Regions from separate parts of the Homo sapiens genome. Here all the other regions are linked to region 4. A link is a contact called in ENCODE Hi-C or POLR2A ChIA-PET data. All regions are on one chromosome and are shown on one strand. The core of a region is the stretch at or near the end of the contact, and the rest is flanking DNA. Distances in the headings are between cores, read along the strand shown.

Evidence for each region. Hi-C counts contacts between places; a loop is a spot of excess contacts on that map. ChIA-PET counts read pairs that join two places held with the same protein, here RNA polymerase II (POLR2A). Pooled maps may share reads with other maps.
Region 1: a pooled map shows a loop between it and region 4 (2.5-fold over the local background). The contact joins two enhancer-like sites. A Hi-C loop is called at or near these places in 7 of 37 single-sample maps with no recorded cell type and 3 of 50 pooled maps. POLR2A ChIA-PET finds 5 or more read pairs at or near these places in 1 of 52 experiments (Caco-2).
Region 2: a loop to region 4 is called in a map with no recorded cell type, with 9 times the contacts of the local background. The contact joins two enhancer-like sites. A Hi-C loop is called at or near these places in 8 of 37 single-sample maps with no recorded cell type and 5 of 50 pooled maps.
Region 3: a map with no recorded cell type shows a loop between it and region 4 (8-fold over the local background). The contact joins the promoter of LINC01010 here to the enhancer-like site in region 4. A Hi-C loop is called at or near these places in 1 of 168 maps with a recorded cell type or tissue (endothelial cell of umbilical vein), 13 of 37 single-sample maps with no recorded cell type and 6 of 50 pooled maps.
Region 5: a loop to region 4 is called in a pooled map, with 5 times the contacts of the local background. The contact joins two enhancer-like sites. A Hi-C loop is called at or near these places in 3 of 37 single-sample maps with no recorded cell type and 3 of 50 pooled maps.

What each region holds. Positions count from the first base shown.
Region 1 is chr6:134,463,536-134,466,398 of GRCh38, forward strand. All of the region lies in intron 2 of CT69 (cancer/testis associated transcript 69), which reads right to left. LINC01010 (long intergenic non-protein coding RNA 1010) reads left to right here. Exons shown (of 3, transcript NR_038217.1): 2 at 1,206-1,314. Among named protein-coding and RNA genes, the nearest start is that of CT69, 14 kb to the right of the region's middle. Within about 2 kb of position 1,301, at least 3 of the 41 ENCODE cell types and tissues checked have a DNase peak (open chromatin) inside an H3K27ac peak, as active enhancers do.
Region 2 is chr6:134,371,818-134,374,551 of GRCh38, forward strand. No RefSeq gene overlaps it. Among named protein-coding and RNA genes, the nearest start is that of SGK1, 55 kb to the left of the region's middle. Within about 2 kb of position 1,279, at least 18 of the 41 ENCODE cell types and tissues checked have a DNase peak (open chromatin) inside an H3K27ac peak, as active enhancers do.
Region 3 is chr6:134,436,251-134,439,102 of GRCh38, forward strand. LINC01010 (long intergenic non-protein coding RNA 1010) reads left to right here and starts at 1,466. Exons shown (of 3, transcript NR_038217.1): 1 at 1,466-1,631. All of the region lies in intron 4 of CT69 (cancer/testis associated transcript 69), which reads right to left. RefSeq lists enhancers at 1-851, 1-295, 1,453-1,512.
Region 4 is chr6:134,869,836-134,872,699 of GRCh38, forward strand. All of the region lies in intron 2 of LOC101928277 (a long non-coding RNA gene), which reads right to left. Among named protein-coding and RNA genes, the nearest start is that of ALDH8A1, 79 kb to the right of the region's middle. Within about 2 kb of position 1,321, at least 3 of the 41 ENCODE cell types and tissues checked have a DNase peak (open chromatin) inside an H3K27ac peak, as active enhancers do.
Region 5 is chr6:135,162,031-135,164,900 of GRCh38, forward strand. No RefSeq gene overlaps it. Among named protein-coding and RNA genes, the nearest start is that of MYB, 18 kb to the right of the region's middle. RefSeq lists an enhancer at 1,336-1,405. Within about 2 kb of position 1,426, at least 3 of the 41 ENCODE cell types and tissues checked have a DNase peak (open chromatin) inside an H3K27ac peak, as active enhancers do.

The sequences.
Region 1 (2,863 bases), core at 51-2,550, 410 kb before region 4:
CAGCCTGGGTGACAGAGAGAGATTCCGTCTGACAAAAAAAAAAAAAAAAAAAAAAAAAGAATTGTCATTCCCATTCTCCAGTCAAAGAAACTGACCTTGTAAGATGTCGAGTGACTTGCATGTGGTCAATTAGCAAGTAGAGAAGCTGGAACAAATAGAGGCGTATTATCTCTTTAAAACAAATCACACATATGCTTACACTCAAACATGGTGCACAGGCTTTGGAGTAAGATAGACCTGACTTCACATTTTTGTGTCTCATTCCTGTAGCTTTAAGCAAATTACCTACTTTTTCTGATCTTCATTTCCTTATCTGCAAGATGGTAAACAACATCTCTAGCGATTAAGAATTCCAAATGAGATAATGTTGGTGGTCCTGCTCCAGGGTGTGGTATATAGTAGATACTTAGTAAATAGAGCTCTATTGTCAGCAGAGGCTTATCCTTCTAAAGATTATTTATACTGTGACACAAAAAGGGTAAAAAAAAAAAAAAGGAAGAAAAAAAAAAACATTATTCAAATATGGAAGTAAAATGGAGTGTAAACGAGAGCCTAGAAAGGATGTTTCAGCTTGAAGTTCTGCGTCCATAAGGAATTTGAAATATTTTGATAACTTTCTGGTTTTAAAGACCAGATTAGGCTGGGCATGGTAGCTCACACCTTTAATCCCAGCACTGTATGAGGCTGAGCAAGGCAGGTTGATTGCTTGAGTCCAGGAGTTTGAGACCATGCTGGACAGCATGGCAAAACCCCATCTCTACCCAAAGACAAAATCAAAAATTAGCCAGGTGTGGGGACGTGTACCTGTAGTTGCAGCTACTTGGGAGGCTGTGGTGGGAGGATCCCTTGAACCCAGGAGGCCACGGCAGCAGTGAGCTGTGATGACTCCACTGCACTCCAGCCTGGGTGACAGAGTCATACCCCGTGTCCAAAACAAAAGAAGAGTGAGAATAAGAATAATAAGAAGAAAAAGACCAAATTAGTGGGCCTGGATGAACATGTTTTTCGAACCCCTGGAACATCCTAAACGTATTTCTTTCTATCTGTATTTGCCATTAAATGTCACAGAAAAATAATCTTTGCTTTTAAGCCCCTCATGAAGCTCAAGAAGACGAGAAAGTAGCCATTCCAAAGAAATTTTATTTCATTTATTTTATTCTATTTATTTATTTATTTTTCACATGGAGTCTCCCTCTGTTACCCAGGCTGGAGTGCAGTGGTGCACACGCCTCACACTGTGACACAGCGGGAGAGCCCAGAGCGACAGCTGTTGGAATGACTGCACTCTTCCTGCTCAAGTCTGACCTTTCCAAGGTAGGATTTGATTACAACTAGCAATATGGAATTACAAGCAGGGAGAGGTGCCGAGACCACAAGACATCAGGAGACTAAAATAGCAAGGTGGTGAGGCAATCTGCCTTTTATTCCCCTTTCAAGCTATGAGAAGTAGGCAAATGATGCGGCTGAACAATGCCTCCTTGACTTCAGGATATAAAAACTACTTTCATGAGCTTCAAGTCAGGGTAAGTGGGGAAAATGACAATAAAAGTAAATTTAAAAAACCACATTTAAACCCAGTCAACTTAGGATATTTTGTAGTACAAGCGCCAATCTATATGGTTCCTCTGAGATGCCCACATCGCAGGAAGCCTCAAATTTAACTACCAGAAATATTCTGAGAAAATAAAATAAGAAATTCTAAGCTTATAAACGCTTTTGTATGTGCTATTTTAGGTAGTTTTCAGTATGAGTCATTTATCTCCTCCCACAACCGAACTTCAATCATGTTTCAGCTTATTCTAATTAGTTTCTCATTATCTTTTAAATTATTATTTATTTCTGCATGTATTCCTTCCTCAATTTTTAAAAATGTATTATTAAATTTATTGTTGGTAACTCTTTTTCTCAGAAACTCTAAGTTTCAAGAATTTCTCTTATTGTTATTATTATGTTTTGAGACAGAGTCTTGCTCTGTCACCCATGCTGCAGTGCAGTGGTGCAATCTTGGCTCACTGCAACCTCCATGTCCCCAGTTCAAGCGATTCTCGTGCCTCAGCCTCCCGAATAGCTGAGATTACAGGCGTGTGCCAACACACCCAGCTAATTTTTCTATTTTTAGTAGAGACACGGTTTTGAACTCCCGGCCTCAAGTAATCCGCCCACCTTGGCCTCCCAAAGTGCTGGGATTACAGGCATGAGCCACTGTGCCTGGCCAAGAGTTTCCTATATGATGCAGTCATGCTCTGAAAAGGATAAGCAATAATCTAATATGCAATATACAATGCAATAATAATATATGCTTGTATATGTATAATATTTTATAACTACAAAGACTTTCACATATATTATCTCATTTAATCCTGAACACACAATAGCATCCAACCCTCCTCCTTTTCCTCCTGAGCACAGTGTTAAATGTTCCCTATGCAATGTCTCTAGAGATGAAAGAGTCAGGAGAGAAAGACATTAAGGAATATATTTGGATATATTAGGGGACCATGAAAGGTAGTTGAACCAACACTGCATAACCTAGGCATGAGCAGTCCCAGGAGGAGTGGCTTCTCTGCTGTTTATTTCTACTATCTGGTATTGGGCAAGTTAGAACCTCTTCAGACCTCTGTTTGCTCATAGGCAAAATTAACACATACCTGCCCTGACTCCCCGACAGAGCTACCATGAGAATCAAATTAGGTAACATGTGAGAAAATATTTTATAGTTTGCCAGATGCCAAATAAATATTTTTATGAACTTTCTTTCTGTACTTCACTCTTGTGGCATCAACATTTGTGGCATTAACCTAAACAGAAGCCTCAGTCAATTAAAGAATAGAAAAGATAAACATTTTTAGAACTGTAAAGCGTG
Region 2 (2,734 bases), core at 29-2,528, 500 kb before region 4:
TGGGTGCCTGAAGCTCTGCCTTCCATCTCTGCCCACTGGGCTATGATTGTAGCATTCCATTTTGCTCTTACTGGGGGAAGTATTCTTGTCCCTCTCTCCTGCACCCAAATGCCCAGCTGCTGGCTGGGACTCATGAGTAGAAGGTCAGTGTAGGCTTCAAAGCTAGTATTTCCATTTTTCCCATTCTACTACATCTGCCTCCCATGGCTTACTTTTGTTTTGTTTTAGAGACAGGGTCTTGCTCTGTCACTCAGGCTGGAGTGCAGAGGCATGATCATGGCTCACTGCAGCCTCGAACTCCTGGGCTCAAGGGATCATCCCACTTCAGCCTCCTGAGTAGCTGGGACTACAGGTGTATGCCATGATGCCCAGCTCCCATGGCTTACTTTTGGAACAATGTGTTTGTCAAATTAAGTACACAGGCCTGCAAGAACTGGGAAGGAGAACTCTTATCTTACTTAGTACCTCTCGACATGTACTTTTTGCTTTAGAGACAACTAAGTAGCCATATCAGAACAAGTGTCAGTTGAAGGATACCTTTAAGATATTCATTTACAAATGCTTTTCTGAATGCTTTGTGTATGATAGTTCCGTATCTCATTATTAATTCTTTTAAGCTTTTAGTGCAGGCAAAACTAACATGTTTAACATCAGTCCTCTTATTTTTTACTATAAATAGTTGCAAGAATTAAATGAAATAATATATTTAGAAGTCTTAACACATTCCACACAGCAGTCACTAGCTATTATTACCCTTCTAACTGTACATGCTGGCAGTTATCTGGCTCAAGGAGTTTTTAGTGGGATATGATATATTTTGCCTCTCAATTTTGAGTTTTAATGCTTTTTACCATCAAAGGATTGACATATCTTCCTGGAAAAGATAAAAAAGATCTTTGAAGATTTGTTTTCTTCAAAGTTATGACAACCACAGCAACGTGCCTCAGTGTAGATACTCTGGTTGCTAAGGACCGCATAGATCAGGGTAAAAAGTGGGCTGATGGTACCTGTCATTTTCTTTTCTTTTCTTTTTGTCACTTGGAGGGAAGAAGCAGCTTGGTAGATGCTTGGGCTTGTGTCTGAGGCATCACAGCAGCATTGTGAAAAAGAATCAGTCAGCATGATGGTATCTATCTTTTTGGACTGACTTCTGGACGGATCTGCCATTCTACCGCTGTACTTTGCTCTTCAGGGAAACATGGAAGCACATTCCCATGCTAAAGAAACTTCTATGTGATCAGTTCACTATGCAGAGCACTGGGAGTTTCCCTCCTCAACAGAGATTGCAGCACACAGCCTCTGCCTTGCTCAACACCACAAGATTCTGTGTCAATAATCAAGGACAAAATAGCTCTAAAATTAAATCTTATTTCCAGCCTAGAGAATTTTTAATCTAGATTTACAGACATCATAAAAAGTAATGATTACTATGTCAAGAAAGGTAATTTTCATGAAGGAAATGACTTCTAATCCAAATGGTTTATTTGTAGGATTAATGTCATATGAACCTGTTTTATACAAAGTTGTAGGGAGACAAAAAAAAGGGAAGAAATTAATTTCGAGCCTAAATATACCAGTAAATAAATAAGTTGACAAAAATGAGCTAATTTTAACTTCAAATCACTCACCCAATTCGTCTTGTACAATAACCTCAGAAACACAAATACACCATGTCCGGCTGCATATGAAAGTGGCAAGAGCTTGTCATTTCCATTTTTAAAAGGAGAAGCAAATGTGTCTAGCTTACTCAATTTTTTCCTAACTTCAACTTTCATGTTTATATAACCATCAGGGAGACGTGCTGACTCACAGTCAGCCTCTGGGGCAGCACTTCCCTTTTCTTTAGTTCTTGAAGAAACAAGTATGGTGCTCCCAGGAGAGTGGACAAGCTAACCATGTGAGTTTTTTATACACACAAGTAATATAATCGTGTACATTTATGTTAATTGACAAAAGTCTGAACAAGATAATCCCTAAACAATAAGAATGATTTTATTTTATTTATTTAATTTTTTTGAGATGGAGTCTCACTCTGTTACCCAAGCTGGCTTGATCTTGACTCACTGCAACCTCCATCTCCCAGGTTCAAGTGATTCTCCTGCCTCTGCCTCCCGAGTAGCTGGGACTACAGGCTCACACGCCACCACACCCAGCTAATTAAGAATTATTTTAAGCAAGAATTGCTTTTTAAAATGCTAAACAAAATGATAAAGTCCACAAGTTTTTAGGTTTGTAGGTGAAGTCTTAGCTGACTTCCCACCTCCAGCAGGTTGGAAACTGTTCTTGATGCTCCCATAATACTTAGGATTTACACGATCATTGCGACACTACAGCACTTAATAGTAGCCAGGAGATAGAAGGTTCCGTGTATGGGGTACTGAGTTTGCACTGCACTTCTTCTCACTCCAGGCCACAGACCCCCGGACTCTACTTCCTTCCTTAGAGTCAGGAACTAAGAGGAAAATATTCAGCTTGGTTTTCTGGAGTGAGAAATACAGGGTTGAGACTACGTCAAGACAGTTATGTAAATAATGTAGGTGAAAAACTGAAGAAGAGATGAGGAGCCACCACAGCTTCCCAATCGATTTATTTGCTTCCAACTTTTCCAACATTGCTGCTCAGTGAGCTTTCAAAAATGCCAGTCCAATTAATTCACTTTTCTGCTTAAAACCCTTCAGTGCATCCGAGGGGACTTGAGATAAAGACCAAAGCCCTCACCTGCCCTGGAGGCCTT
Region 3 (2,852 bases), core at 216-2,715, 430 kb before region 4:
CACTGTTTACTAGTTTCTAAATACCAAAACAATGATGGGATTCTGTCATCTTCCTGGTCACTTACTGCTCATCGCTCACTGTGTGGGGAGTGCAATGAGTCAGTGGCAAATGCTCTGCAGACACGCCCCTTGTTCATCTGAAACGCACAAAGGAGGGGTGGGCTGTGTGACTAAGCCTGTGTGTGGATTCTTACAGTAAGTTATGTTTCTGAGAAACAGGCACTAACAATAGCTCATTTAAAAAACAAAACACAACGAAATAAGCACCATTACAATTGGTGAAAAACATGTTTAATCTTTTGCCTAAGAAAGTTTTGATAGCCCAACATAATTGAAATGGTGGCTATGCATCGTTCCACCCTAGTTACTCTTAACGGCATGTTTTGAGTCACCAAACGTGCGTCCTGCTCAGCCTTGCCCAGGCAACTGTGAACGACAGCCCTTTCCAGAGGACCTCAGAATGACAGGGGCATGTCACAGCACCTTCCTTTCTTCCAAGAAATGCCAGGTCACAGGGGGTGTTCACTTATTCTCAAGTGACATTCTTGTCCTTAAAATATTTTTTTCCTCCATTATGGTTGTGACAATTGTTAGCATAAATATTAGCCTGAAAGAAGGACAATTCTTATGAAGCCCAAATTGGGTTTAAGTTATAAGTAACAGTTGTGTTTTTAAAAAATAACTCATCCTCATCATACAACCAGATAAAGTAGAAATCAATTGTCATATAAGATATACAAAATTTGGGTATAAATAAAAAGATAACAACTGGATTAAAATGATCCTTTGCCATATTTTACTCTCTTGGAAGTGAACTCTGAGCATACATATAATGATATGCCTAAAAAGTGTCAATGACACAGCTATTTTCAATGAAATTAAGGAAATAAAAGACCCAAAATGCTCATACTTAAGATTTGTTAAACCTTATCCCTGGTCAACATTCTATGCAGATCTGAAACTGAAACTATTGCAAAATGATGCAAGACTGTAAGTACTCTCTGGAGTTTGGGTGCATTATTTTTGTAATTCCTTTTATGTAATGGAACTATTTCTTTTTCCAGGGCCATATAAACACCTGAAGAGAGGACGATGTCAGGTCGACAGATTGTGGAATTTAGATTCAGCACCTAAGCTATTTGAGGTTGACACTCACTGAAATCTTGAGTGTTTGCACCTGCTGTGGAATAAGTCATTGTCCTTGGACACCTTACAAGGTGGAGTTTGTGCACATTTGGGAAGAAGGAGGCGGCTGGCAGAGTGACTTCCTTATCGACCCACTCACCAGCATCTCCATCTCCCTCAGGGGGTGCTGTCCACCCACCGTGTTTTGTTTACATCAGTAGCAAAGACATATGAATCATCTTCCACTTTTTAGCTATGAATGAAGAAGTAACCTCTGACACCCACTAGTGCGACTGGCCCTTACATGCTGGTATATGTCAGACTCTTAGCATCACTCTCATTTCATACTGCTGTTGATGATGTGAATTTTGGAAATATTCTCCCCTATTGGGTCTTTCTCCATGACAGATGATGTCCTTTGGCTTCGGTTTTTTGCCTAAGAACTGTAAGTGGTGCTTGCTAGCCCTACTAAGAATCCTGCCATTGTTGCAAATTTCAGAAAAAAGGTAATGCATTTAAGGAACTTTTCCCTTTGTTACAATTATTTTCTTTCTATATTAAGTAGCTTATAATTAGGATAAAGAGATTACAGAAACAGGGATGGAGAAGGACGGGTTGAGGGGAGGAGAGAGAGTGCTGGAGAGACAATATCATCACTAGGAAAAGACATGAGTAAAAAAATAGCGCAAACAAGAATTATGCTCCTCAAAAAAGAGCTTTCTGGTCACCTTGCAAGGATTCTATAAAAGTTACAGGTTACAATCGAAATAAGTAAAATATTTAGTTAACAAGGAAATGTGCATCGTGCACATAATTACTGAAAGTTATTACCAGTCACTGTGGTAGGAACTGGGGATTAGAGAGAGAACGGATCTGTAGTTCTAGCCTCAAGGAGTTACTGTTTAGCATTAGAGGCAAAATGAAAAAGTACTCATTGTTTCTGCCCATGTTTGCAAAAAGGGGACAAGTTATTGGTCCCCAAAGTAAATGAGATAATGAGAAAAAACTTCAGGGAAAAAACTGAGAATACTATAGCTGATTAACTTACTGTTTAGTTCTCTTAAAAATATCTACCTTCTTATCATTATAATTCTGGAATGAAAATCAGGAGGACTGCCTAGTACTGCCAATTCTGACAGTGATCTGGTAAGACATTTTCAATTATTTCCTCTGTAAATGTTTTAATATCAGATTAGAAATGTGTTTCTACTTTCTAATTTGTAACGTAAGACTTCAAAATCTGTTTGAAAACTACTGTAGAAAGTCTGTGTTGAAGGATAAAATTCCCCGATATTTTAGAATGGACTCTTTGCATTCAATTAATTTATTAGTTAAAGACAGTGATTAATGCATCCTAAAATATTTAGGGATGTAGTCTTTTCTAATTATTTCACTATAGCATAGAAGAATTGCTATTAAGAGTTGGCCAACAGGCCAGGTGCAATGGCTCATGCCTGTAATCCCAGCACTTTGGGAGGCTGAGGCTGGATCACTTGAGCCCAGGAGTTTGAGACCAGCTTGGGCAAAATGGCAAAACTCTGTCTCTGCAAAAATACAAAAATCAGTCAGGCATGGTGGCTTGTGCTTGTAGTCTGAGCTACTCAGAGTTGGGGGCTGAGGTGGGATTCGCCCGGGAGAAACGAATAGAGAGGTCTGGGTATGCAGGGATATAGGGTCAGGTTACCAAGTTAGCTGAGCACATCGGGTCCCCTGTGGATATTGCCACT
Region 4 (2,864 bases), core at 71-2,570:
TCAGAGAACTTCAATGAAACCATGTTAGTTGGCCGGGGGTGTGGCTCATGCCTGTAATCCTAGCACTTCGGGAGGCTGAGGCAGGTGGATCACTTGAGGTGAGGAGCTCAAGACCAGCCTGGCCAACATGGTGAAACCCCGTGTCTACTAAAAATGCAAAAATTATGGCCGGGCATGGTGGCTCACGCCTGTAGCCCTAGCACTTTGGAATGCCGAGGTGGGCAGACTGCCTGAGCTCAGGAGTTCGAGACTAGCCTGGGCAACATGGTGAAAACCCGTCTCAACTAAAAATACAAAAAATTAGCCGGGCATGGTGGCACACGCCTCTAGTACCAGCTACTCGTGAGGCTGAGGCATGAGAATCGTTTGAGCCCAGGAGGTGGAGGTTGCAGTGAACCATGATCGTGCCACTGCACTCCAGCCTGGGCAATAGAGTGAGATACTGTTTCAAAAAAAAAATTAGTGGGGCGTGGTGGCACAAGCCTGTAATCCCAGGTACTCAGGAGGCTGAGGCAGGAGAATCACTTGAACCTGGGAGGCAGAGGTTGCAGTAAGCCGAGATTGGACCACTGCATTCCAGCCTGAAAGACAGAGCAAGACTGTCTCAAAAACAACATAAAACAAAAAACAAAAAAAAAGAAGAAAAGAAGGAAAACAAGAAACCACGTTAGTTGTTCTGTCATTTTTAGTTAATTTTTTCATTCTCACCTTATGTTGCTAATTCGACATAAAACTAATTTGAGAAAGGATAAAATAAGCTTCAAGCTATAACTGAAGCTTTATTTGCAAATAGTAAGCCAACATATCCAATAGTTCAGACGCTGTGACAATGTATCAGGATTCTAGGATCACCAGGCTGCCTTCACTTTGCATCTGAAACCCGGAGTGAGTGAACAGCAGCAGGGCCCTCCACTGAGAACACAAACACACCTGTGCTTCCTATTTATAGTCACCTGCTGACTAATAATACCCCCACAATGACTTTCCCGTCAAACTTCTTTACTGTAATGTTTTAACCTATGAAATTCCCACTGTAACATAAATGTGTTTATCCCAATCTGTCTGTAACTGGGTGTAAACTGGGAGGTGCTGGAACCAGTTCGCATCAGCTTGCAAGAGCTGGGTAGCATCTCTTCCCAAAGTATGTTCAATGATGTTACACTTTTGGTTTAAAATCAGCATGGTAAAAATATTTACACCACAGAAAATGGCAAACGCTACAAATCAGGGCTTCCTAGACCCCACCTCCACCAGAGCTGAGCTTTAAACATTGACCGGCACAGCACTGGATACATACATCTGTTATTGCTTAACACAAGAAACTTCATCCACACTCCTTCCTGTTCTAGATTGAGTGCACCTGGTGAAAACCACAAGGATGCTTGTCCATGAAGATTTAAAGGTACAGAGTTCACTTAGAGATTAGCAACGGGGACATATTCTATATCCTCACCCCATAAGGTATGCAGGAGGAGAAATTATGCCAAAGTATGCTAGAATCCATGTAACTGCTTTCAGTGTCCAGGATAAGAAATCAAACATCCTCTGAGCTATGACTGTGTCTTAGTCAGTGTCAGGTTCTAACTGAGGTCTGAGGGGAGTCAGTGGGTGAGTGGTGGGTAGCTGGAAAAACACTCGAGGAATCGTAGACAGTTTCGACATGGCTTTACTCTCCCTCTGGGCACGAGTGAGCCCAGGTGCAAGCTGTATGTACAGCATCAGTAGGGTAATTATACCTTGTACAGACAATAGTGGGTCCGAGCCAAGCACAAGCTCATGTGGGTGATCACCTAATGCGCCTCACATGGTGTGATTACATAATGTGTGGAGTTGTGCTCCTGTGCTCCAAACTTGCTCAGTCATGCTGGACTGGATATCTACCTTGGCCTATTCTTTTTTTTTTTTTTTTTTTTTTTTTTGAGACGGAGTCTCGCTCTGTCGCCCAGGCCGGACTGCGGACTGCAGTGGCGCAATCTCGGCTCACTGCAAGCTCCGCTTCCCGGGTTCACGCCATTCTCCTGCCTCAGCCTCCCGAGTAGCTGGGACTACAGGCGCCCGCCACCGCGCCCGGCTAATTTTTTGTATTTTTAGTAGAGACGGGGTTTCACCTTGTTAGCCAGGATGGTCTCGATCTCCTGACCTCATGATCCACCCGCCTCGGCCTCCCAAAGTGCTGGGATTACAGGCGTGAGCCACCGTGCCCGGCCTTTGGCCTATTCTTGACTGCAGCAAATCCATTTTCCTTACACTCCACCCCCTAGGCTGAGCGAGACATAGGCTTTGGACACACAGGTCTGACATATAGGCCTTACATTCCACCCTGTAGGCCAAGGGAGTTCTAGTGGGAGACATGCCTGCAGGGCAGAACCCTGGATCCAGAGGCCACAGCAGTACTACAGGGAGCAACAACTCCAGGTTATGGCGGGCAACCACCCCAAGGTGACGTTACCCCAATGCTGCTTTATACATTAAGCCAGGTTTTTATTTTCCTACCTTTAGGGGCATTGGGGCAGGCAACAACAGGTTACCTTTTGTCCCCACACGTGGTTGGAGAAGGTCATCCTTCCTCCTTCAGGTCTTTCCCTATGGCTTGGCCCCACATGGAATGGTGACTAACTAGCTACTTCTGTAACTTGCAGGTAGTTAACCACAAGGTTAAGCCTCAATAAACTGCCCAGCTATTGGTGCAGATTACCATAGGTGTCACCACCTTGGTCATCACCATTCACACTGCCCTGAGTTCAGCCCATTAGCTACTTTGTCCATACCCGGTTTCAAACCATATGGTGCCAGTACTAGGTTGGACTGCAACAGCAGTCCAAGCAGCAGTAGCACCTTGGCTAGACCCATGACTAGGGGTGCCT
Region 5 (2,870 bases), core at 176-2,675, 290 kb after region 4:
AACATCTTTGTGTATGAGTGTGAAGGAAACAGAAGATATCAGTTAAAGAAAGGACAAGAAAGGAAATGAAAAAGAGGTGTGAGATTTGTCAACCTTTTCCCTAAGCGCCCTTTCCAGTTCTCAGTGAGTGCAATATAATAACTACCCAACATGACAAAAAAACTCATCATGAAACTTCAGCCAGTGGCAAAGCAGAATGAGCAATTTCATAGAACACAACCAACAACTGACATGAGGTCTGCAACAGAACTACAAAAGGAAGACAAGTTAACTGTTAAACCTCCAACAGTTATGTTCTGCTGGGTTAGGAACAACAAAATTTAGAGGCCACATAGTCTTACATTTTATCCCAAGATGTAAATGTTTTCCTTCTATAAGCTTGCTTAGAAATTGAACACACCAAACTATAGAAGATTTTTTCCTGTAATTTGTTGTGCATTATCAGCTATTTACGTAATTACTCTAATTAAGCTAGTTACAGCAGTTCCTGTAAATATGTGAAAGATCACTGAAACATGTAATTATGTCCTTATATCATTAATTAAACTGTATCAGCTGGGAAAATTACTATAACTATGTCTGGAGGTGTCATTAGTCTGTGTAATGGAGACATAGAATTCTTTATTGAACTATAATAAAGTGTTCTGCATTAATAATACATTTAAAACACCACTTGTGATTTTTTAAAGTTCCAGATCTCAGCATAAAAGAAATATGTATCTTTTACTCCACAATGATTTGAAAAACGGACGCAGGTTTTAGGCTTTTTTTATTACCAACTTGGGTAGAAGGCAAGTTGACAAGTGGGCCCAGTTCCCTAGTGGCCATTCTTGGCATTGCAGCAGGAGCGGCAGCATCAAGCCCTGGGCTCTTCCTCCTGGAAGAGGCTCAGCCAAAGCTCATGCTGGGAGAACTTCCCTGCTTCCCATGCTGAACCCGCCCCAACTGTTCCCTCCTAGGTTCTCATGCACCCACGAACCAACCTCTTTTCTCATCGTTTATATGTAAATAGATGTCCGAATGCCCCTAGCCAAAATATTAGATTAATAATAGTAAGAAAAGGAGTAGAAAAACTTCAAAGTAGTACATTTTTTAAAATAGAATTTCAGGCTGGGCATGGCGGCTCACGCTGGTAATCCCAGATACTCAGGAGGCTGAGGTGGGAAGATTACTTGAGCCCAGGAGGTCGAGGCTGCAGACAGTCATGATTACACCACTGTACTCCAGCTTGGGTGACAAAATGAGATGCTGTCTCAAAAAAAAAAAAAAAAAAAAAAAAAGAAAGAAAGAAATTTAGACATCATGAATATGATAAGTGCAGCTGAGAATCCAGTCTTTCATGCCTTCAAATCAGTCAGTTTCTGTCTCCTTCTGAGGCTGGCCCTGCAGTCAGCACTTGGAGATACCTCAAGCCTTATACCAGGAGGCAGCACCCTGATTCAGTCAAGAAAAAACGCAGATCGCTCTGCCAGGGGATGGCATACCGTGGCCACAGACACTCTTATTGGTTCAAAGGATGCTCAATATGAAGAAAAAGGTGCCTAGGACTGAAAAGATGAGGGGATCCCCAGAACTTCAGAAAGACACACAGGAAACCCCCTCCTTCAGAAAATAACAAACAGAGAAAGCTTTCAGTTCTTCAAGTGCAAAAAATAAAAGCTTATGACTAGAATTCTGATTCTCTTTAGTTTAATGTGTATTTCTGGGGAGAGGAAAAGATTAACGTTCTTATACCAAAATCTTACACAAGGTTTCATCTTTTTTTGGAAATCAACAACTACATTTTAAAAGCAAATTCTTTGAACTAGAAGTTTCTGACTTTTAGCAGAAAACTACACGATTTAATTTTTAATAATTATAAAATACAATACTTAGATTTGTCTCCAATCTTTGTATGTAGCAAATAACATACTTGACTATGGTTCCATCAAATTCACATTTATGGATGAAATAGTTGTTTAGAACTAGATTTAAATTAGTTGAACTTCTTTCAGCTTCATTCTGTAAGGCAGAATTAGGTTGATTCTACAAAATGGCACATAATAAGACACGAGTGACTCCTCACTTTTTGGGTCCAACAGTAACTTCATGAATCTAATGACTGCTATGGAAACTCTCGCCTTTAAAAAACGAAAACTTGAATATATTCATTGTATTTTACATAAAATTTTGTCTCCTAAAGTCTACTCACAGACCTAAAATATACATTGAATTTTTAATTTGTATGAGTGTTTTCTATCAGGAGCACTGAAGTAGAGTGAGAACTTAATTAAAAACGTTTATTTATTTATTTGTTTATTTATTTATTTAGATGGAGTCTCGCTCTGTTGCCCAGGCTGGAGTGCAGCGGCGTGATCTCGGCTCACTGCAAACTCCACCTCCCAGGTTCAAGCTATTCTCCTGCCTCAGCCTCCCGAGTAGCTGGAATTACAGGTGTGCGCCATCATGCCTGGCTAATTTTTGTATTTTTAGCAGAGACGGGGTTTCACCATGTTGGCCAGGTTGGTCTTGAACTCCTGACCTCAAGTAATCTGCCCACCTCAGCCTCCCAGAGTGCTGAGATTACAGGAATGAGTCACCGCGCCCAGCCTAAAAACTTTTAAGGAAAGAAAATCATGGCAGATAATCACATGCCACATAGAATACTGGCAATATTTTAATGTACACACTGGTCAGGAAATTAGACCAACTTTTAGTACACAAACACTGCAAATATTGCTACTTCTACTTCCCATCCTTCCTTCCTTCAATTAATTTTCATATAGGTTCAGAATGTTCATTTTATGTATATATACATACTTTTATGTATACATATATATACACATATACTATTACATATATATATATACACACATATACTATTTTATATA